2 separate regions of the Mus musculus genome follow, and region 2 is linked to region 1. A link is a loop called in an ENCODE intact Hi-C map of the cell type or tissue named here. Cell type or tissue: left cerebral cortex. All regions are shown on one strand. Links, peaks and the distances in the headings refer to the core of each region. The heading gives the core; the rest is flanking DNA.

Evidence for each region. A loop is a pair of places that touch in the nucleus more often than their neighbours do. Peaks named below come from ENCODE experiments on the same cell type or tissue, not always from the same donor. Only the 100,000 strongest peaks of a DNase experiment are listed, where the experiment ranks them.
Region 2: a loop joins it to region 1, with 9 times the contacts of the local background. A loop is called at or near these places in 5 of 42 quality-filtered maps.

What each region holds. Positions count from the first base shown.
Region 1 is chr2:21,922,790-21,934,905 of GRCm38, reverse strand. Gm39767 (a long non-coding RNA gene) reads left to right here. Exons shown (of 6, transcript XR_866004.1): 3 at 8,338-8,469. Among named protein-coding and RNA genes, the nearest start is that of Gm39767, 35 kb to the left of the region's middle. In left cerebral cortex, for the core only: CTCF peaks have their summits at 7,062 (motif pointing right) and 8,687; a DNase peak (open chromatin) is centred at 7,104.
Region 2 is chr2:21,209,303-21,221,418 of GRCm38, reverse strand. It overlaps Thnsl1 (threonine synthase-like 1 (bacterial)), which reads right to left. Exons shown (of 3, transcript NM_177588.2): 2 at 11,378-11,534; 3 at 6,410-10,029. The coding sequence starts at 9,982. The coding sequence ends at 7,739. Among named protein-coding and RNA genes, the nearest start is that of Thnsl1, 9.6 kb to the right of the region's middle. In left cerebral cortex, for the core only: a CTCF peak has its summit at 6,894 (motif pointing left); a DNase peak (open chromatin) is centred at 6,871.

The DNA of each region.
Region 1 (12,116 bases), core at 2,233-10,232:
AATGCTGGCAATTGGTTTGCTGTATATTGCTTTTATTATGTTTAGGTATGGGCCTTGAATTCCTGATCTTTCCAAGACGTTTATCATGAAGGGGTGTTGGATTTTGTCAAATGCTTTCTCAGCATCTATTCATAAGGGAAATTGGTCTGAAGTTCTCTTTCTTTGTTGGATCTCTGTGTGGTATAGGTATCAGAGTAATTGTGGCTTCATAGAATGAATTGGGTAGAGTAGTTTCTGTATCTATTTTGTGGAATAGTTTGAGGAGAGTCGGAATTAGGTCTTCTTTGAAGGTCTGATAGAACTCTGCACTAAACCCATCTGGTCCTGGGCTTTTTTTGGTTGGGAGACTATTAATAACTGCTTCTATTTCTTTAGGTGATATGGGACTGTTTAGATGATCAATTTGATCCTGATTCAACTTTGGTACCTGGTATCTGTCCAGAAATTTGTCCATTTCGTCCAGGTTTTCCAGTTTTGTTGAGTATAGCCTTTTGTAGAAGGATCTGATGGTGTTTTGGATTTCGTCAGGATCTGTTGTTATGTCTCCTTTTTCATTTCGGATTTTGTTAATTAGGACACTTTCGCTTTGCCCTCTAGTGAGTCTGGCTAAGGGTTTATCTATCTTGTTGATTTTCTCAAAAACTAGCTCCTGGTTTGGATGATTCTCTGTATAGTTTTTTTGTTTTGTTTTGTTTTGTTTTGACTTGGTTGATTTCTGTTCTAAGTTTGATTATTTCCTGCTGTCTACTCCTTTTGGGTGTATTTGCTTCCTTTTGTTCTAGAGCTTCTAGGTGTGCTATCAGAATGTTAGTGTATGCTCTCTCTAGTTTCTTTTTGGAGGTACTCAGGGCTATGAGTTTTCCTCTTAGGACTGCTTTCATTGTGTCCCATAAGTTTGGGTATGTTGTGGCTTCATTTTCATTAAACTCTAAAAAGTCTTTAATTTCTTTCTTGACCAAGATATCATTGAGTAGAGTGTTGTTCAGTTTCCACGTGAAAGTTGGCTTTTTATTATGTATGTTGTTATTGAAGATCAGCCTAAGTCCATGATGATCTGATAGTATGCATGGAATAATTTCAATATTTTTGTATCTGTTGAGGCCTGTTTTGTGATCAAGTATATGGTAAATTTTGGAGAAGGTACCATGAGGAGATGAGAAGAAGATATATCCTTTTGTTTTATGATAAAATGTTCTGTAGATATCTGTTTAATCCATTTTTTTTCATAACTTCTGTTATTGTCCATGTGTCTCTGTTTATTTTCTGTTTCCAGGATCTGCCCATTGCTGAGAGTGGGGTGTTGAAGTCTCCCATTATTAATGTGTGGTGCAATGTGTGCTTTGAGCTTTACTAAAATTCCTTTAATGAATGTGGCTGCCCTTGCACTTGGAGCATAGATATTTAGAATTGAGAGTTCATCTTGGTAGATTTTTACCTTTGATGAGTATGAAGTGCTTCTCCTTGTCTTTTTTGATAACTTGGGTTGGAAATAGATTTTATTCGATATTAGAATGGCTACTCCAGCTTGTTTCTTCAGACCATTTGCTTGGAAAATTGTTTTCCAGCCTTTTACTCTGAGATAGTGTCTGTCTTTATCCCTGAGATGGGTTTCCTGTAAGCAGCAAAATGTTGGATACTGTTTGTGTACCCAGTCTGTTAGTCTACGTCTTTTTATTGGGGAATTGAGTCCATTATTGTTAAGAGAAATCAAAGAAAAGTAATTGTTGCTTCCTGTCATTTTTTGTTGTTAAAGTTGGGAATCTGTTCTTGTGGCTGTTTTCTTTTAGTTTTGTTAAAGGATTACTTTCTTGCTTTTTCTAGGGTATAGTTTCTATCTTTGTGTTGGTGTTTTCCCTTTATTATCCTTTGAAGGTCTGGATTCGTGGAAAGATATTGTGTGAATTTGGTTTTGTCATGGAATACTTTGTTTTTCCATCTATGGTAATTGAGAGTTTTGCTGGGTATAGTAGCCTGGGCTGGCATTTGTCTTCTCTTAGTGTCTGTATAACATCTTTCCAGGATCTTCTGGCTTTCATAGTCTCTGGTGAGAAGTCTGGAGTAATTCTAATAGGCCTTCCTTTATATGTTACTTGACATTTTTCCCTTACTGTTTTTAATATTCTCTTTATTTAGTGCATTTGTTGTTCTGATTATTATGTGTCAGGAGGAATTTCTTTTCTGGTCCAGTCTATTTGGAGTTCTGTAGGCTTCTTGTATATTCATGGGCATCTCTTTCTTTAGGTATGGGATGTTTTCTTCTATAATTTTGTTGAAGATATTTGCTGCCCCTTTAAGTTGAAAATCTTCATTGTCATGTACTATTATCCTTAGGTTTGGTCTTCTCATTGTGTCCTGGATTTCCTGAATGTTTTGAGTTAGGATCTTTTTGCATTTTGCATTTTCTTTGATAGTTTTGTTCATATTCCCTATGGAATCTTCTGCACCTGAGATTCTCTCTTCCATTTCTTGTATTCTGTTCCTGATGCTCACATCTATGGTTCCTGATTTCTTTCCTAGGGTTTCTATCTCCAGAGTTGTCTCCCTTTGGGTTTTCTTCATTGGTTCTTCTTCCATTTTTAGATCTTGGATGGTTTTGTTCAATTCCATTGCCTATTTGGTTGTGTTTTCCTGTAATTCTTTAAGGGATTTTTGTGTTTCTTCTACCTGTTTAGCAGTGTTTGCCTGTAGTTCTTTAAGGATTTCTACCTGTTTCACAGTGTTCTCCTGTAATTACTTGAGGGATTTTTGTGTTTCCTCTTTAAGGGCTTCTACTTGTTTAACAGTATTCTCATGTAATTCCTTGAGGGATTTTTGTTCTTCCTCTTTAAGGGCTTCTACCTCTTTATCACTCTTCTCCTGTATTTCTTTACATGAGTTATTAATGACCTTCTTTAAATCTTCTACCACCATCATGAGATATGATTTTTAAATCCGTGTCTTGCTTTTCGGGTGTGCTAGGCTTACCAGGACTCGGTGTGGTAGGTGTACTGGGTTCTAATGATGCCCAGTATTCTTGGTTTCTGTTAGTAAGATTCTTATGTTTGCCTTTTGCCATCTGGAAATCTCTGGTGTTAATGATCAAGCTTTCTCTCATTGGAGCTTGATCCTCCTGTGATTCTGTTAGCCTCTGTCAGCACTCTTGGGAGTCCAACTCTCACCTGAGTTCCAGTGGTCAGAGCACTCTCTACAGGCAAGCTCTCCTCTTGCAGGGCAGGTGTCCAGCAGTCTGGGGCTCTGATCCACCTCTTGAGTTCTGTGGTCAGAACCCTCCCTGTAGGCTGACTCTCCTCTGGCAAGGAATGTGCCCAGGGGTCTGGGTCTGAGGATAAAGGCCTGAGGGGACCCTGACCAAGAAGCTCTGTTGCTCCTATTGCCCACATGCTCTCAGATCATCAGGAGGTCCTGGGTGTGCTAGAGGTCCTGTGGCGTGTAGAGCCCTCTGGTGCCCTAGATGCCCTCAGCCTGGTTCATGGAGAAGATGGCGGAGCTGGCCCCTACCTGAATGGATCCCAGCCTCTGGTCAGGTGGGTTCCGTTGTCCCTTTTCCTGCTGGCACAAGACCCTGCTCGATTCTTTGTAGCTGATGATGTGTTCCACTCACCTGTGATCTCGGGGTCCTGCAGAGTGGAAAGCACTCTGGAGCCCTCAGCAGCCTCCGGTGGGCTCAGAAGGAAGATGGTGGGGGTGACCCTGACCAGAATGCTGGTTTGGTCTTCTTATTGTGTACTGGATTTCCTAGATGTTTTGGGTTAGGATCATTTTGCATTTTGCATTTTCTTTGATTGTTGTGTCCATGTTCTCTATGAAATCTGCATCTGAGATTCTCTCTTCCATCTCTTGTATTCTGTTGCTGATGCTTGCATCTATGGTTCCTGATTTCTTTCCTAGGGTTTCTATCTCCAGAGTTGTCTCCCTTTGGGTTTTCTTCATTGGTTCTACTTCCATTTTTAGATCTTGGATGGTTTTGTTCAATTCCATGACCTGTTTGGTTGCGTTTTTCTGTAATTCTTTAAGGGATTTTTTTGGTGTTTCCTCTTTAAGGACTTCTACATGTTTAGCAGTGTTTTCCTGTAATTCTTTAAGGACTTCTACCTGTTTAGCAGTGTTCTCCTGTATTTCTTTAAGTGAGTTATTATTGCCCTTCTTAAATTCCTCTACCAGCATCATAAGATATGATTTTAAATCTGAATCTTGCTTTTTGGGTGTGTTAGGGTATCCAGAACTCGCTGTGGTGGGCATACTGGGTTTTGATAATGCCAAGTGGTCTTGGTTTCTGTTAATAAGATTCTTTCATTTGCCTTTCACCATCTGGTAATCTCTTGCGTTAATGTTCTAACTTTCTCTGGCTGGAGCTTGTTCCTCCTGTGATTCTCTAGCCTTTGTCAGCCCTCCTGGGAGTCCAACTCTTTCCTGAGTCCCAGTGGTTAGAGCACTCTCTACAGGCAAGCTCTTCTCTTGCAGGGAAGGTGCACAGAGGTCTGGAGCTCAGATCCACCTCCTGAGTCCTGAGGTCAGAGCCCTCCCTGTAGGCTGACTCTCCTCTGGCAGGGAAGGTGCCCAGGAGTCTGGGTCTCAGCTCTGCCTCCTGGCTGAGGATAAAGGCCCAAAGTGATCCTGTCCAAGGAGCTCTGTTGCTTCTGCTGCCCCCATGCTCTCCTGAGTAGACTGGTCTCAGTGATCTCATGATCCTTTGTGTGCTAGGACCTGCCCAGTTTGCACCCAAGATGGCACAGAGCTGGCGCTGACTGGAACAAACCCCAGCAGCTGGTTGGGTGGGATTCCTTTGTCCCTGTTCCTGCTGGCACAAGACCCTCTGTGTTTTTTGGAACAGATGTTGCATTCTACTCACCAGTTATCTCAAGATCCTGGGTGTGCTAGGGCACCTACAGTGTTGAGAGTCTTCTGGGGACCTTGGGACCCTCCACCAAGTTTGTGCCCAAGATCTATTGATTTCCTTTATCTTATCTTTTATGCCTGAGATTCTGTCATCCATCTCCTGTATTTTGTTGGTCATTCTTATATCTGTAGTTTCTCTTCTCTTTCTAAAGTTTTCTATTTCCAAGATTGCATCAATGTCATGTTTTCTTTATTGCTTCTTTTTCATTTTCAGGTCTTAGACAGTTTTATTAATATCCTTCACCGGTTTGATTGTAGTCTCCTGTATTTCTTTATATTTATTTGATTCTTCTTTTAATGCTTCTACCTGTTTGAATGTTTTTTCCTGTATTTCCTTAAGAGATTTATTCATGTTCCCTTTAAAGCTCTATCATCTTTGTAAGATTAAATTTAAAGTCCTCTTCTTGTGCTTCAATTTCATTAGGATATCCAAGATTTGTTTTAGCAGGATAGCTGGGCTCTGGATGTACCATATTGCTCTCGGTCTTGTTGATTTTGTTCTTAGGCTGTTCTTTAGGCACCTGGTTTTCCCTGGTGTTGGCTGGATAATCCTGATAGGAGCAGAACTTTTCAGGAAGGAGAAAGGAGCCCTGAGCCAGACAATGGAGGTCAGAAGACTCTGCTGTCTGTGCCTCAAGCAGACTCCACTGACAAGGGATTGGTAGAACAATGTTCCAAGCTGTTAAATCTTCAGGGTCTTCTCAGGCCTCTTGGAGTAGTAGGAGGCTCTTGGGGTCTTGCTAGGGTCCTCAGGACCAAAACAATGAGGCCAGAGTTAGACAATGGAGCTCATGGAATGCCTGGCAACTCATGTCTGCAGGCTGTGTTGCTGGCAGACTGGAGTGGAAAGGAATTGTTGGAGCAGAATTCCAAACTGTTTAGTCTTAGGGCCTCCTAAGACAGGGAAGCAGGACGTTCTTGGGGTTCTGCAAGACTTCTCAGGATTGAAGAGCAAGAGCAGAGTTAGACAATGGAGCTTAGAGGATCAAGCACAACTCACCTTTGCAGGCTGTGCCCTAGGCAGACTCAATTAGGATGGCGAGAAGATCAGACTGGGATGGAATTGGTGGGGTAGGGTTTCAAGCTAGTTAGTTTTGGGGACCCAAAGGTTTCCATGGGAAAGCAAGATGCTCTTGGGTTTCCACAAGGTCCTCCGGACTGAAGAAGAAGCCCAGAGCTTGACAACGGGCCCCTTTCATACTTGAGAAAAATATTGCATAATTTATTTGTCAGTTTTATAACTATCTTTAAGTAATTTTATTACACACACGCACACACACACACACACACACACACACACACACATATATGTATATGTTTACATATGAAAGTTGTAAACTGTTTCCCATTACCTGATGGTTTCTCTTTTGCTTTTGCTTTTTATTAATTCACTCACTTTTTCTGCAGTACTGACTCTACTGGATTTCCAGAGGTAGTATGAGTAGGTCCAGATGCTCAAATCCTGTGGTAAGATATTACCGTTCCTTACTGTCAGCTTCTTCTAAGCACTCTTTTCCTTGGATTTTTACAGCCTACAGCTCCAGGCTGAGGAGCAACCTGCAGAAGGAGATTGTTTCTCATCCAATAGATAAGAGGAAGTTCTACTCCCAAAGTGTCTTGACCTAATTCATATTCACCTCCCATGACAGAAGTGAAGTTGAGAGATATTTGGATCCAAATCTACCCTGAGCTGTATGAAAAATGCAGGCAGATACTCTCCTAAGGAAGACTTGGCTGTGATACTAAAGAATGTGGGGTGGGCAGTGCTCTGGCACCACTCCCACTGTCTGACTGTCTTTCTGTCTGTCTGTCTTCCCCTGCTGGCACTTGGGATGGACCTCTTGGCCTCGGGCATGTCATTGAGCTGTGTCCCCAGCCTTTCCACTTACACTTTTATTTCTTGGGTTTTATTTTATTTTATTTTAACAGCACCTGGATTTCTTGAGTATAATCTGACTGTGCTAACTAGCTCCCAGTTTTTTTCCTGTTCTGATAGCATCTCTAAACAAAGTTAATGCTTTACGTTGCTTTATAATCACTGCTTATAGACCAGGTAGTTACAATGTAATCAGTAACTGTATTTACTGAATCAAGCTAAAAAGAAAAAAAAAAAAAAAAAAAACTCTTTTAAAAGTATTTAATAGTATTGGCCACCAGGTGTCCTCCCAGTTCCAGGAAATGTCTATACATCCCCAGACATTTTCCACTTTATTTGATTTGCTTTGAGAATGTTAACCAGATAATGTTTAATGAGATCTTTGTTCCAAATCTGGTTTTAAAATGTTATACCCTTAAGAAATAAGATATTAAATGTTCAGAGTAGCAGACCTTCAAACTAGACTTACAGGGATATTTCCACATGTTAAATGTTCTAGCACCCTTTAAGCTCTGACTATCTCTGAATTGTGGGAGTCCTTGAGGCCACCTTGAGTTCTTAAGTTGTTAGAAATGCTAACACTGCAATGTGGCAATTATACACTATTATTCTCTTTAAAGGCTAACTGTGAAGAGTTCTTTTTTTTTAAAGTATGCTTTGTTAATGTTAATGTTTGTTCCTGCAAGACCAAAAAGATGTACTTATATCTGTTATAAAATATGTGATCAGAAGAACGATGAATCTAGAATGGAATTTGGAAGACCCTTTCCCCTCAGCTTTTCCACACACACCTAAATTGAAGTTTCTTGTAGGCATCAACAACTGGTTCTCTCACAGGTATTGAATAGACACTTAAATCATCACAGGTGGTCCAAAATACATAGACATCTCTTAGTGTCCCTGGAAGACTGGTTCTATACCCTCTCAACCTTGCAGCTACCCATACCTGAAGATGTTCAAGTCCTTTACAAAAGGGATGTACTACTTTAATATAATCTATGTATAACATCCTACCTTAAGTCACCTCTAGATTACTTATAATATCTATGAGAGGCCAACATTAAGTTGATATAATAAAGACTATTCCCTGGGTATGACCAACCCACAGATATAAGGAAGCATGGTTCTTTGACCTAATAACAATGGCAACAAACTATGCAAATGTGATAAAGCTATAGTTGAGCCTGTAGGAATCATAAAGAAGGTATTAGTATCATGTCTTAGAGAGGTGGGACTCTCGACTGAATTCAACTCCCACTCCTGTTAGCTCCCTCCCAGTTGCAGGTGTTATGGGTATAAAAAGAAGAAAACTGAGTGGGAATGTGACTCAGTGAGGTGGCTTTCATAAGTCATGATCCATGCTGATGTGGGACATTGGGATCATCCATTCCCCTATAAGTAACACTAAAGTTTCTATACTAAATTGACTGGTTCAGGTGTTTAGACTTGGATGCAATCCTTTTTTTGGTCTGGAAACTTGGCTGGGATGAATAGACATTTCTTTATACCTCATGATCAATAACTCACTGTAATGTAAACAGTTGTTATATGTTATTTCTTTTTAGGAAATAGCATTAAGAAATCGATCTGTCCACATCCTGCACAGGTGTGTCACACGGTACAACCTGTTCTTCTTGGATACTTGTTTTCTTGTGATTGGTTGAATCTAGGAAATACAGGAACCAGGGGATTCAGAGGTAGGGTATTCTTTGTTATTTCTTGTTCTTTTTAAGCAGTTTGAAAAACAACCCTTGAAACTGATGAATGCTTAAGACAGAGGAGCAAACACAATACTCTGGAAGACCTGGGATGATTGTTGATTTTATGTATACAACATTTCTCTTATTTGAAGGCTAGAGAGATGCCTCAGTGGCTAAGAACATGGCAGCTCTTGGAGAGGACTCCGTTCAATTCCCAGCAGCCACATGGGGGCTCACAATCACTGTAACTCCAGTTCCAAGAGATCTGATGTCTTTTTGTAGTCTTCACAGGCCCTCCATGAATACCGCACAAAGACACACCTAAAGACAACCACAAACACACAAATATGTAAGTAAATAAGTAAATAAGTCTTCAAAGAGGCTTCCTTTTTACTTGACTTAGTTTTACATTTTTCTTTTTATTGAAAATACATCCATTTCTCATATGATATACCATGAGAAAAGAAAAATCATATCAAAGTTGGACAAGCAAACCCAACAGAAGTAAAATTTCCCAAGTGCAGGAATGAGAGTCAGAGACCCACCTATTCCTACACTCAGGAGTCCCATAAAAATACTAAGCTGAAAGCTACAATATATATGCAGAGGACCTGGTGCAGACCAGTGCAGGGCCTGTGCCTGCTGCTTCAGACTCTGTGAGTTCCTATGAGCCTGCTTCATTGATTCAGAGGAACTTGTTCTCCATCCCTATACTCTGCAGATCCTCTTACATAGTGTTCCTGAGCTTGGGGGAGAGAGATTTGATGGAGACATGCCATTTAGAGCTGTGCATTCCAAGAACTCTCTTTCTTTCTGCATAATGTCTGATGATGTGTCTTGTTTTTTCCTGTCTCTTGCAGAAGGAAGCTTCTTCTTTTTTTAAAAAAAATATTTTTTATTAGGTATTTTCCTCATTTATGTTTCCAATGCTATCCCAAAAGTCTCCCATACCCTCCCTCTTACTCCTCTACCCACCCACTCCCACTTTTTGGCCCTGGCGTTCCCCTGTACTGGGGCATATAAAGTTTGCAAGTCCAATGGGCCTCTCTTTCCAGTGATCTAGGCCATCTTTTGATACATACGCAGCTAGAGTCAAGAGCTCTGGGGTACTGGTTAGTTCATAATGTTGTTCCATCTATAGGGTTGTGGATCCCTTTAGCGTTATGATGACTGAATACGGCACTGCTCTGTGAGTATATGGGAATATTCTTAGGAGTCATTTTATTAATAGTTTTTCTTTAGACCAATAGTGTTTGGTTTTACCCTAGGTCTCTGGTCTATCTAGTCTCTGGCTCTTGGTCAGCCACGCAGTGTTGGGTATGGATTCCATCTTGTGGACTGGGCCATAAGTCAGTCAGACATTGTTTGGCTCTTCCCACAAGTCTGTACCACTGTTACTCTAGCCCATCTATAAGGCAGAACAGGTTGTAGGTCAAAGGTTTCGTATCTGGGTTGGTGTTCATGTTTCTCCTTTGGTAGCCTGCAGAGTACCTTCTTGCACCAAAGACACTGACTAGAATGTGGGGGTGAAGCTCCATGTAGGCACTAGCTCAACTTCTCCACATTCAATGTTCAATGAGTTCTGTATGTGCTGTCCTCAGTAATGAGGCCTCAGTGTCAGTTTTCAGAGAGCAACTCATTATCTTAACAACAGTCTAGTTTGTTTGGAGATTTCCCCTGCCCCTCCCCCCCAAAAAAATCAATTGAATACTACTGGAAACCTCATGTGGTGACAAGAGTTAGACAGTTGGGACTCTGCATTCCTCATTATTAGGAGATCTTATTAGGACTGCCTTCAAATGTTTTAGGAAATTTACATTGCATTAGGTTTCCATATTGTCTCTCAGATGCCCCTCAATAGCATCTGTCTCTCCCTGAATCCTCTCCCGAAACCCAGTCTTTCCTCCCTGTCCACATCTGATCATCCCTTTCTGTCCCCACCTGCCCCAGTCCACCTCCAACATCTATTCTATTTCTCAACACTAGGACGAGCCATAGAAGGAACTCAAATGGCTGGGAACTACTTAAAGAAATGTTCAACATTCTTAGCCATTATGAAAATGTAATCTACTCTTCAAAATCAAATGTCCTTCAAGATTTTATCTTACACCTGTCAGAATGGCTAAGCTCAATAACACAAGTGACATGCAGTTAAGGATGCAGAATAAGGGGAACAATCTTCCTTTGCTGGTGGGAATGCAAATGTGTACAGCCACTATCAAAGTCAATAGGGTGATTCTTCAGAAAATTGGGAATTGATCTACCTCAAGATCCAAGTATACTACTCTTAAGCATATACCAAAAGGACTCTTCAACCTACCACAGAATGCTTGATCAACCATGTTCATTATAACTTTCTTCATAAGAGCCGAAAATTGGAAACCATCTAGATGTCCCTCAACAGGAGAATGGATAAAGAAAATGTGAATCATCTAACTATGGAGCATAACTCAGATCTTTAAAAAAGACAACAGAAAATTTGCAGACAAATGAATGGAACTAAAAAAAAAAAAAAAAAAAAAAAAAAAAAAAAAAAAACATCCTAAGCAAGGTAACCCAGATCCAGAAAGATGGCATGTACTCACTTATATGTGGATATTAGCCATTAAATAAATGATAACCAACTTACAATTTATAGACCCAGAGAGATTAGATATAGAGGAAGGGACTTAGTCTTTTAAAAGTTGCTTTTGATTTAATTTATATATATTTTTTTCTTATCATTTGTTTGTGAAACAGGGACATAGTGTGTAGCTCTGGCTGTCCTGGAATTCTCTACGTAGTCCAGGCTGGTCTTGTACTCACAAAGATCCTCCTGCACCTGCTTACCAAGTGCTGGAATTTAAGGCATGTGTCTCCATGCCTGGCTTGATTTTTAAATTGTCAACAAAGAAAGTAAACATTTATGTTGATTAATCTTGAATTTCTCTTTTTAAATGAATGAAGTATGGAGTTAAATGTCGATACTAATTTTTAAAATCCACCAGTTGGCAGTGTGATGAGTGAATGCACATTACCCATCAAATTTATATATTGAGTTCTCAATCTTGACTGCTTCAGAAAGTAACTTAATTTGAAAACAGGTTTGTCCTGTTAGGTTCCCCCCTCCTCAACTTGACACATGCTAGAGTTATCGGAAAATCTCACCTAGGAAATTATCTCTGTGGGGCAATGGGCTATGCAAAGACAATCTGGTCTCCAGTCGAGCTGAGGTGTGGAACCCTGGTACCCGATGGTGATAATACCCGCCTACATGGGACAGAACGAGTTCCCTCATGTCTACTGGATTCAAGGCTCCTGTCAAAGTTACCGCCCTCCACAGCCCCCACAGGAGAAGCTGTGGCTCGTAGTCACATAGACTTCAGACCTTCAGGCTAGACTCCTCCCAGTTACCTAGCAACACCAAGATAACAGCCCACCATAAGAGGGGCTGTTTGGCCCCACCTCACTCTCTCCTCGTTTTCTCTTACTCTCTCTCCCTCTCACTCTCTTTTTCTTACTCTCTAGCCTTTCTTCTCTCTCTCTTTTTCCCCCTTCTTTCTTCTTGGCCATGGTTCCATTCCTACAGATTTTAACTCCAGCTCCCAGCAGAGGTGCCTACTAACTATTCTGGACTGGTAATAGTAAATAAGCAGAAACTAAAA
Region 2 (12,116 bases), core at 1,978-9,977, 710 kb after region 1:
AAAAGGCATTGGGGCAAGTCATATAAAGATTCCTTTACCACTAGAGACCAACATCTAAGAATGGATTAGGAAAAGCCCATCGTGTCCCCCCTGATTCCCAGCCTGCCATGTAAGTTCCACGTGATCACCCCACTTGAAGTGTCCTAAGGGCTGAGAACAGCTCTGTGAGACGTTGGCTCACAAATGAAATCCAATCTGATTTGGCTGTTGGTTGGAGCCACAGCCTGTGCTTCTCTGCTTCTCATCAGCCATGACTGCTTGATGTCAAGACCCTGGCTAGGGTTTGAGCTTCTCAGTTTCTGGGCTTGTTCTTCCTCATGTGGACCTAGGCCCACCGGCCTTGTGCCTGTCATTTCTCATGGAATGTTCAAACTCAAAGACATGATGTGGCATGTGCAGACAGGATGGAGAGGGTCTCCAACAGTCCTCCTCCAGCTGCCTCTAAACGCTCAGCTGGTTTTACCTCTGTGTTCATGTTTCCACTTTCCAATTCAAAGTTCTCACATCCTCTCTCAACTCTTTCCCTCCTTTTCTTGCTAATGTTGCTTGACTTTACTGCCACCTCTGTGACCTGCGGTTTCATGGGAGAGCCAGATGTAGCTGTGGGACTTTGCTAATTGTTCCCACAGAAGATTTGCAAGGGAACTGTGCAGATGCCATTTGTGCCAACAGTGTTATACAATTTTTGTTGTGGTGTGGGGTTAGGGTGCAGGGGGTGCAAGAATGCTTCAGAAATTATATGTAAGGCAATCCAGAGGTAAAAGGTAGAAACTACAGCAACTATTATGGCCAAGAGAGTACTCTCTGGGATATGAAGTAGTTAAATAAGGCCTTGTCAGTCCCACTGTGTATGTGATTCTTTCTGCTCTATATGCTGGCTAGGGATGCTGCAAAGACCATCGGAAATACCTGCTTCCATTGCTACTTTTAGGACACCCAAATCAACCCAACCCACAACAACAACAACAACAAAACCTACCATGCAAGAAAAGAAAAGTAGTCTTTAAGATTGACGAAACTGGGGCTAGAGCTATGGCTCAGAGGTAAGAGCATTTGTTACTCTTGTAGAGGACTCAAGGTCAATTCCAGCACCTCCATGGTGGCTTACAACTGTCTATACCTCAGTTCCAGGGATCCAGTGCCACCTTATGGTTCCCACAGGCATGCAGGTGGTACACAGACATATCTATGAGCAAAACACTAATATACATAAATAAATGCCCCCAAAAATGTTTTTAAAGATGGCTAGAAAGTAAGTGTTCAAGAAAAGGAAAAACTAAAATCTAAACCAGAAGTCTAAGATCTTTCTTCCCTTTTATAACCAAAAAGTACTAGAAAAGGTAAATTTGCCTGCAAATGAAAGGACTTATTATAACCTTAGCTTCTTCTCCTTGCTGGTGCCTTTTCTAATAGCAGAGGGATAGGGGCCTGGTGGAGAGATGTCTCATTGATTGCCAATACTTCTTTGAAATGACAAGAGGGAAGAGCAAGGTTAGAAAGCTGTGATTCCGACCACCCTGCTTGCTACTGCAGCACAAGAGACGTCTTCAGTCAAAATAAGGTACAAGAGTTTGTCAGTTTAATTATGCATGCTTTCTCTACCCATGATTCCTCTGAGTAATCAAATATGAGTGGCCAAACAGAATGAGAGACCAGTATCTCCTAGTAGTCAGCTGGGATCTAATCCTGCTGCTGACATACAATACCCTTGTCCAAAAAAAAAAAAAGAAAGAAAGAAACAAAAGTAATTGGCATCTGTGAATGAACCTTCAAAGTCTGTGTTCACCATCAGGTTAAATTTATAAGAGGAAAAACTGGGATTCATGTGTCCTAAGTATGAAGATTTGCATAGATGGTACTTAAACTGCCAACAGTTCCAGAGACAACGACTTTGAGGTTTTTGAACAAAAACAAAAACCAACAACAACAAAAATAAAAACCACCTTGTTTTAAGTTGTTGAAAAATTGAGCAAGAGTCTACTTTCTTGGCTTAAAACTCAGATTAGCTTGCAGTCAGCAAACTGTCAATTTTTTTTCACCCAAATACAACAGCTTCTATTAATATCTTAGACCTCTAAAGGTGGGAACTAACACACAAGAATTAAATTTTGAGTACAGCCACCTTTTAGCAGAATTCTTAGGGTGTTTGGGCAAACCTATCTGTCAATATACCTGTACGTTTGTACTGTATTTTACAAAGTATTTAAACTGGTCTGGTTTGTAAAAGAATTATTTTTTTCTTCAAAATTATTTGTATAATTGTTAATCACTAAATATTTAAATATTTAAGACAAGTTTTATTCCATTTATTTCTTCATTTGTACATTTCTGTGTGAGCTCTCCCACTCACTCACACGTGTGGAAGTAACAAAGACAGCTTGCAAGACTTAGTTCTCACACTTCCACCAAGTGAGTCCTAGCAATCAAACTTGGGTCAACAGTCTTGGCAGCAAGCACATCTCACCATCTTTAAAATATATTTTAAAAAACATGTCAACATAAACTTCCCCCTTTACTTCCAAGAAAGTAGTAAAGAACAAAATAGTGTCTTCTGGATATGACAGACTGCTGCACTGAAGAGTTTGTGTGTGTTACTGTGACTGTAAAAGATGGAGCCAGTCAACATTTCAGCATGGATGGGCTAAGGCTATGAAGTCTCCTGGGAGAAGAGCCCTTTTTCTTCCAGAGTGTGATCTGTGATAGGTCACTCACATTCCATCAGATGGCTCCGCACCCATGTTCATTTGGTTAACATTAATTACACACAAAGAAAGCCATAGTCACATACACAATGTAAGTGTTGAAAGGAAGCAATAGAGAGAAAAGAAACGAAAAAAAAAAAGATAGGAAAAAGCTGCACAAGGAAACAGAGGCCTAGATGAACACTATTCCTCATCAAAGCCTTGGGAAGCAGAAGGCTATCTCAGCATCCTTTCTGGAAGATAACATGCATGCTTTAAATGTCCATGCCCTTTAAGAATTCCACTTCAACAAATTTGCCATGAATAATCGAAATGATATAAGTAGATTGAAACAGTAGAGGAGGGATTAAATATTGATGTACATCTATGAGCTATTTAAAATTATGCTCATAATTATTGACAGATTTGTACAATCCTGTTCATTTGTCTGTGTATACGTGTGTTTATGTGTGAGGGTGGTTATGCATATGTGAAGGGCAGGTCAGCCTCAGGTTTCTTTCCTTAGGTGCAGTCTAACTTGGTTTGTTTGGTAGAGTCTCTTACTGATTGGAAGCTCACCCAGTAGACGAGGCTGGCAGTCCGGCACACACACACACACACACACACACACACACACACACACCCCACTCAGGATTCATCTGTCTCAACACCCAGTACTGGGATTATAAGCATGCACCATCATCTCTGGCATTTTAAACACAGATTCTGGAAATAAACTCTGGTCCTCATCTTGTATAGCAAAGACTTTGCCAACAGAGCACATCTGGTGAAGCTTTAAAGAGAGGTTATTAAATGGCATGAATTCAGGTATATCCTGAACATAAGTCCAGTATGTTTTCACCAAGAAGAGACAGAATTTTGTGCTAAAAAGGGCAGATGATCAAACACCATGAGGTGCAGGATTCATCACTGTCTATATATTATTAGTGATAGAATTCTCAAATCATGAACAAAAAACTATCTTCCTGGTGTGACTGCCTCTTGAAATGACCATTTATTATAACTAGTAGAGCATATAATATGGCCCAAATGGATGACTCCAAGTCCAAATTCTTGAACTGTGTGACTTTGTTACTCCAGTCATCAGGAACTGCAACTTATTTATGTACAACTTGAATCTAACTGGGCTTGCCACCTGCTTTAAGCACGCAATGCAGTGGAAGAGATGTTTTGGAGCGTTCTGTGTCTCCCAGGGATACACTATGGTTGTGTAGACTTCTACTTCTACTTCTGGAATATGACAACTAGAGAAAAGTTGATTACCCCTGTAAAGAAGACAGGCGAAGAGGTCTGGGCTGGGGTGGGTTGAATAGCATATGTAGAGAGGAGAAGGGCAGAGAAGAAAGGATGTGTGCTTTGGCCCAGGTACTAGCCTTCTAATGGCTCTGTACCTGTAAGTTTTAATTCCTCTACCTCCACCCAGTTCCCAACATGATCTCTCTCTAAAATATATATATATGTATATATGTATGGGGTGTGTGTGTATTGGAGAGATCTGGAGATGGAGGACATGTTCTTGCAGAGGTGGCCAAGAGGACATGTTCATGCAGAGGGCCACATGGTGGCTCACAACTATCCATAAGCCCAGTTCTAAGGAATCCGATGCTCTCTTCTGACCTCTAAGAATATGAGCAATACACACTTCTAAAACAACCTTTTAAAAGAGGACTATGGTATTCAACTTAAACTCATTCAGTCACATTACATAGCTCTCAGAAATGTTTGAACCTGTAGATCTTGCCTGACATCCTGGCTTCATCTCCAGATACCCTTTGTTTCAGACAAAATGAACACTACTTTCCACACTCTATGTCAAATTCCTTCCAGCCCCTATATGCCTATTTAACTTTCCCTTAAATTTTAAGATTTGGATCCCATGTATGTCATCATGTCCCCTAGAATATTTATTTTAAAATTGTCATGTGTACATTTGCCTGTATATATGTCTGTGCACAGTGCACATGTCTGGTACCTGCATTAACCAGACAGAAGACTCCATCTCCTGGAACTGGAAGTATAGATGGTTGTGAACTGCCATGTGGGTGCTCCGTGATCAAACCTGTATCCTGTGGAAGAGTAGCCAGGGCACTTGACAGCTGAGTCATCTCTCCAGCCTTCAGATTCACAAAGTTAAGACAACTAACAACCAAAACCAAGTCAGGCTTTTGGAAGAAAAGCAGTAGAGAGATGATGCTGTGTCTTGCCTACTTCACTTGCTTGTTCTCTCAGCATGTAGATGGTTATCTCATGTCTTCACGTGGTCTTTGGGTCTCCATCATCCTCAGCTCCTCTTGTTTGTTTCTTTTGAGACAGGGTTTCTCTTTATAGTCCTGACTGCCTTGGAGCTCACTCTGTAGAACAGACTGGCTACAAACTCAAGAGAGATCCATCAGACTCTGCCTCCCAAGTGCTGGTACAGAAGGTATGCACCACCACACCCAGCTTCAGCTCACTCTCCTCCCACGTGACTTAGATAGTAAACTAAACATAGCAAAATTGGTATTAAAGAAAAAAAGAAACTGACTTCAGACATGGAATTTGGGATAGCTACTTCTTGGGGGAGGAATATATGTACCTCTTAAGGTGCCAGAGGTGAAGATGTCTGTGGTGCTCTGCTCTTACTCCAGAGACTCATGCACCTCAGTATTTATAACCTACCTCCACTCACTGTACAGTGGAGACAAGAAAGTGGAATCAATCCTACAGCCTTTGCAGCACTGTCTTGGTTAGAGCAAGGAGGAATGCAGAAGGTAGACGTGTGGGTTTTGCTATGAATGCTAAACTATGTAAAGAGCATGTAAATACCACAGGAAGACAGGATCCCTGGAGACATTGAAGGAACAAGAGAGGGAGGAAGCAAGATATCATACTGAAGCATGTTATCAGAGTTGAAGGACACTGGACACAAGGCTTACATGGACACTAGCCCTTGAAAGGAGGACTGCATCCTAGGTCACATGGGAGGAAAGTGAACATCTCTACTCTTTACAAGGGAGAGCTGAAGCTAGGTGTGGCCATGCATGCCTTTAGTCCCAACACTTAGGAGGCAGAGGCAGGTGGATCTCTGTGAGTTTGCAGCCAGCCTGGTCTACAGAGTGAGTTCCAGGGCAGCCAGGGCTACACAGAGAAACCCTGTCTCAAATGAAACAAACAAAAAAGAGAAGCTTGAGAGTGACAGGGACCCAAAGGCCACATGAAGACATGAGGTAACCATCTAGATACTGAGAGAATAATCATATAACAACCAGTGAAACAGGAAGTCACAGTGTCTTCTCTCTCTACTGCTTAACTTCCAAACGCTGACCCTCAGGACCTACATCCACTATGAAGCCTGCTTACTTTACAGCAGTATTTCCCTTCTGTTGGCTCACCTATTCATTTAGAGACAGTTTTCCCATGTAGCACAGCCTGGTCTCAAGCTCGCAATTCTCCTGCCTCTGTTTCCCAGGTGATGAGAGCTTAGATGAGTGACACCTCACCTTATTCCCTCTTCTGTTAAACTCTGCCCTACCTGGATGCAGCGTTGGCTTTTTATGTATTCCCACACTATTTTGCAGTAATTATTTTGTGTTGTACATCACTTGGACTTCATGTGCTCTTTCATGAGTTGCTGAGTCCAAAATTGAAGGCTCAACATTATCCCCTTATTTTTAAAGTAGATTATCATGCATATGCAGAGTAACATTAGGATAATTTTTTTCTTTTATGGATAATTTTCTAAGTCTACTGAAACAAATATTCTGAAATGATAGAATGTGTACACAAATACAGAGCTTTGAGTCTCTATTAACAAAAAGTGTTTCAAGTATTGTTTGTTTGTTTGTTTGTTTGTTTGTTTGTTTTAAACAGGACCTCATGTATCCCAGGCTGGCCTCAAACTGTGTGACTAAACATGACCTTTTCCTACTGCGTCTACCTTCCTAGGTGCTAAGGATGGAACCCAGGGTTTTGTGCACTGTACAGGGACATCCCTGGCCTCCATTATAAGCCCTAGAACTACATTTTAGAAGCAAAACCAGAGAGCTGATATTAACATGTAAATGGTTTAATTTAAAACTTGTATAACAAATTGCTTATTGCCCATTAAAACTATTAACCTTTTTCATCATTTCAATGTTGAACATTTCTCTGAAAGGTAACCAGAAGCAGACTGTCATGGGCAATAGCAAATGCTGTGAGGAATGCCATCTTGTGGTGGGGAGCAGCCCATTGCATGTCTTCATTCAGTCACACCCTTCAATCCAGAAAGTAAATACTCAGGAAATATACAAACCACAATTAAGATCACTGTCACTACACAGCAATGGAAATGAAACACAGTTACCATTTTGTGTGGATTTAGGTACCCCAAAATGTTTTTTTAAGTGAAACAAATAGGACCAGACTAAAAATAATACAGAAGAGCTGCTGTCTATAACTGAACTTTAATAAAGCATCTTAAACATTACTAATCTTGGATCACCTTTCTCTTGAAGTAGGTGACTTTGTTTCCGTGTTCACTACTTCACAGTTCTGTCAACTGCTACATCCTACATCGGCCTGATTTTCAAACTTCACCAGCACTAACTACAGACATTCAAAGAGCAGTGAATGGGCCACGAAATCTCTAGCTGGACAGTGTACATGTCATCAAGTATTGTCCAAAATGGAATTTGAAAGGGGTTAAAAACGATGATTCTAATCCTAGTGAGCTTACTACTTCCTCTATGTTAGCTAACTATCTCAAGCACAAATTGTTCAATAAACACTAAATGACTAGATATGCAGCACCTAACTGCATTTAAATATTTGTAAATGCTATGCTAAATACCAGATATTTTGTTCCACTCAGAAGTGTTGGGTAAAGGAGAAACTGCCATACCAACAAGTGCAGAAAATAAAGCATGATAGCAGAGGGTTCCAGGTACTATGCTGGCCTCCGTCTCTTAGTCCAGAGATCAGATGCACACATAAACATTTACATAAAATAAAGCAAATGCTATTGTAGTCCAAATCAATGTTTGAGATTTATTATTGCTCCTTTCCAAGAAAAACCCCTACTCAGACTTCCTTACAAACCAATTTTGGATGAGTTTTTCTGCATGACTCTTCAGGACATCCACATCAGCTACACAAACCTGGTAATCCATCTTCTCCTTCTGCTTCATTCTCTCTAGCAGAGCCTCGTGAGGAGGGGGCAATGCATTGTACGAGCTCAGTAAGTAAAGCTGGCTGGACGACGTCTGGTTGAGTTCTTTAATCCCCAGTGCCTGCATGATAGCAGGGGCAAACTTGGAGTAGTGAGCTGTGGATGCAATGAGCACTGGGCAGCTTTTGTCTTGCATCTTGTCTGCAACCACTTTTGCAACAGCGGTATGTGGATCCAAAATATAGCCTGATGCATTGTAGGTAGTGCTGATAGCTGCGAGGCATTCTCCCTCAGAGCACCAGTCGGCAACAAACTCTTGCTGCAGCTTCTCGACCAGCATCTTCTCAATCCGGAAGTGAAGCTGACTCTCTAACTGATGGTATAAATTTGCCATTAACTGTCCGTCTTTGTTAGCCATCAAGTATAAATGTCGCTCCAGGTTGGAAGACTTGAGAATATCTATTGATGGTGAAAAGGTTTGTGCTAATTTCCTATTCCTTAGATCATAATGTCCAGTTTTTATGAAGTCAGTCAAAACGTGGTTCTGATTAGAGGCACAGATAAATTTTCGAATAGGGATTCCCATCATCTTGGCATACACTGCCGCCAACACGTTCCCAAAGTTTCCTGTGGGAACACAGACATCTACTGGGCTTCCAAAAGAAATAAACCGTTGGTTAACAAGCTCAAGGTATGCAGAGGCATGATAAACTATCTGCGGAAGTAGTCGAGCCCAATTTATAGAATTAGCTGAACTTAAGATTGTTCCATATTCCACAGCCAGAAAGCCAGTAAAATCAGAATCATTAAATATTTTTCTAATAGCTGTCTGGCAAAAATCAAAATCTGACCTGACACCTATTGCCCAACCATTTTCTCTCTGACTGCCAATTATCTCTGCTTTCTGGAAATCACTAACTCCGTTCTCTGGAAAAAATGTGACCACAGCTATTCTTTCCTTATCATTTTTATTAAGATGGCTAAACCCATTTAAGACTGCACTCCCAGTGTCTCCTGAAGTGGCTACAAGTATCACATAATTGCAACCTGGTGGGATACAGTAGGCAAAAATATGAGGCATAAGCTGTAAAGACAAATCCTTAAAGGACCCCGTTGGGCCATAGAACAACTCCAAGATGAACTGATTGCCAGAAAGGTGCCTGACAGGGGCAACTTTGGAGCAGGCAAAGTTTTCCCCATAAGCAGTTTCAATCATTTCTCCTAATTTGGCAGCAGGTATGTCCGCAGGGTGAATGCACCTTTCCAAGAGCACCTGTGCTCTTTCTATGTAGGTTGCTCCTATTAGGTTATTCCACTCCCCAGGACTTAGTTTTGGAAACTCCTTCTCAGGAACAAAGAGGCCACCATCAGAAGCCAATCCCTCAACTACAGCTTCACTGAAGTATTTTGGTGGAAACTTCTTGTCATGATCTTTAAGACAAACATGCCTTGTTGAAATGAATGTCTCTGAATCCACGTCTTGGTATCTTTTAACCACATCAAGCACTTTGTCTGCAACCTCCTCAGCTGAAGCCCCACTCTCACAGAAGACTCGGGCATCGTACCACTTCTTATAGTACAGTCTTACGTGCTTCAGCGAGTCTCTCAGAGATGCTCCAGTGTTCTGGCCAACAATCCTATCAATTCTCATTGATTTCAGACGACTAATTATATCTGTTAGAGGCACATCTAGGTATACAACAATTCCATTTTTCTTCAGATGCCACATGCTAGCATCATGCATGGGATTGGACCCACTGAGGGAAATCACACTTCCAGATGCAGACAAGTTTAACACTGTTTTTCCTTCCTCTTCTAAAAATCGCTCATTACCAACATCCTGCAATTTTTCAGATGCGCTCATATTCCAGGCTTTCTCAAGGACATCACTATCTACATCGATGACACAACAGCCTAGTTTGTCACCTAATATTCTGCCAACTGTTGTTTTCCCAGAACCAGGCGGCCCCATCAGGACAATATTTTTGTCTCCAACAAGAGAGTGGGTGGAGTGCCATGACTTCCCTGATTCTGCACGTGCAGAGGCTCGTGGAAGCAGGAGCTGTGTGCGGCTCTGCACTTTAACCAGCAGGCTAGAAAGACACTCCTGTGCTATCTGTTTCAAATGGTGACATCTGGTCAAGGTCAGCATTTCTTTTCAGTTTTCTGACCAGGCCAACCTAGGGGTTGGCTTCAGCCCTTTTTTAAGACACAAAAAAGGCATGTGATTACTGCTAACATCCTGACAGAACTGAATATATACATGCACTCAATACACAGATGTTCAAATTACTTCAAATCGATGGGACACTTTAAAAGTCTTATAATAAATACTGTGCACTATTCTTCTTAACAAGGTATTATAACTATGACATATTAATTACGTAACCAATGAGCCTCATCGTGCCATTTCCATCAGGCTTTTATTACGTTCTGATTATCTTTCCTCCACTCCCTCCCACCCCCTCCTCCCCCACCTCCTCCCTCCAAGGCCCTCTGCTATTGTCATGTCTATTTTGTTCTTTGAGAAAAAAAACAGCATTGGTTAATATCCTCTCAAATTTCAGGACACCAATAAAATGAGATTCAAAATGAAGTGTATGACTGAGGATTACAAAGAGCAAATAGACAGCAGAAATACTATTCAGAAAATACCTTATCAGAAAGACTTTAAAAATACAGTATCTCAAAAAAAAATACAGTATCTCCTACTAGTGTCCCCTTTCCTTGTAAAAATACTGTAGGAAACACTGGGTTACGATTTGTTGGCTTATAACACAGAGTATGTGTAGTTACACAAATACTCATTTGCAATTCACAAAAGCTGAGCTACAGTCTTAATATTCAATTTATCTTTATGATCATGTCAACTGACTATCGTTATTTATTAACTTCTCATAAAATCCACAATAGAAGACTGGAGTAAATGACCACACTTGCTCGTAAGATACGACTTTCTACACTGAGTCCAAGTGCGCCCTTTCCCTTCCTATATGCACACTGCTGAGGACCATGTTTATATATTTTCATATTGGATGCCTTTAAAAGGCCATAGTGGAATGGATAATGGACAAAAATTAATAAAGATTAACCAGCAAAGTCCTCACTTGTTTGCGTTACTGCAGCATCATTAGTGGTTGAACTTAAATTCTAGACTTGAGATAAACAGCCAAGAAACACATAAAGATACTCAGTGCTGAAAGGATACCACTTTGGCATCTCGAGATGATCTACAATTTTCAATACCGATCCAACCCGTCTTTGGAAATGTACTCATTTTTAAAACAAAACATGCCAGGTATCAAGTATTGTGTTAATAACTTGTAACATTTCTTAAATTGACTGATGTAGCTTTATAGGTACAGAGTGAGGCCTTTTACACACTCTCTGATAGAACTAGTATGCAACTAAACTACATCAAAAATTAAGTGGTATATTTACTCATAAAAATTTTCCAACAGTTCACTGCTTTTGACACTACCTAAACTCTGTTTTACAATAAAATCTTTAGACCGTTTTTTAAAATCTAACTCTAAATTTTACTTACAAGCAAGCTGGCCTGTCAAGAGGAAAACTTCATTTCCTTATTTGGCTTTGTGTGGTGCTGTGCTTAACTCACTGAAGTGGAAGCACACCATTACAGGAACCACAGACGAAGAGTGTACTGAGTCTGAGGCAAAGTCGATCTTTGCAAAAAGCAGGGTCTACAACGAAAAAGAATTTCAAGTTAATCCTAACTTCATACAGTATCTTAAAATTTTATGCATAAATATTTCAAAATGGCACTTGAAATTTGTAAATGACAAGGAAAATTTTTTCATGTTTCCAAATCTATTATTGAATAATTAAAATACTGGGCTTTTATCTTGAAAATTTTATCATATAAATGTATTTTAGTAACAGTATTGAAGTTATTTGAATCATCAAGCAATAAAAGACAACATATCCAGGGCTGGAGTGATGGCTCAGAAGTTAAGAGCACTGGCTCTTGCAGAGGACCGGGATTTGATTTAGTGCCCACACAGTGGCTCAAAACCATTTATAAACTCTAGTTTCAGGGAATCTGACACCTCTTCTAACCTCTATAGGAACCAGATAGGCACATAATGTGCACTATACAGAGAAACCCTGTCTCGAAAAACAAAAAACAAAACAAAACAAAATGACAACATAACCAAATAGTAGCAATTGCAGTATCTTTCATTATGACCTCTGACTTTAATTTTTTTAACTGTATGTTTAATGCTGAGGGCAGATTGGTAAACTAAAAGCTATGCAATGAGTAC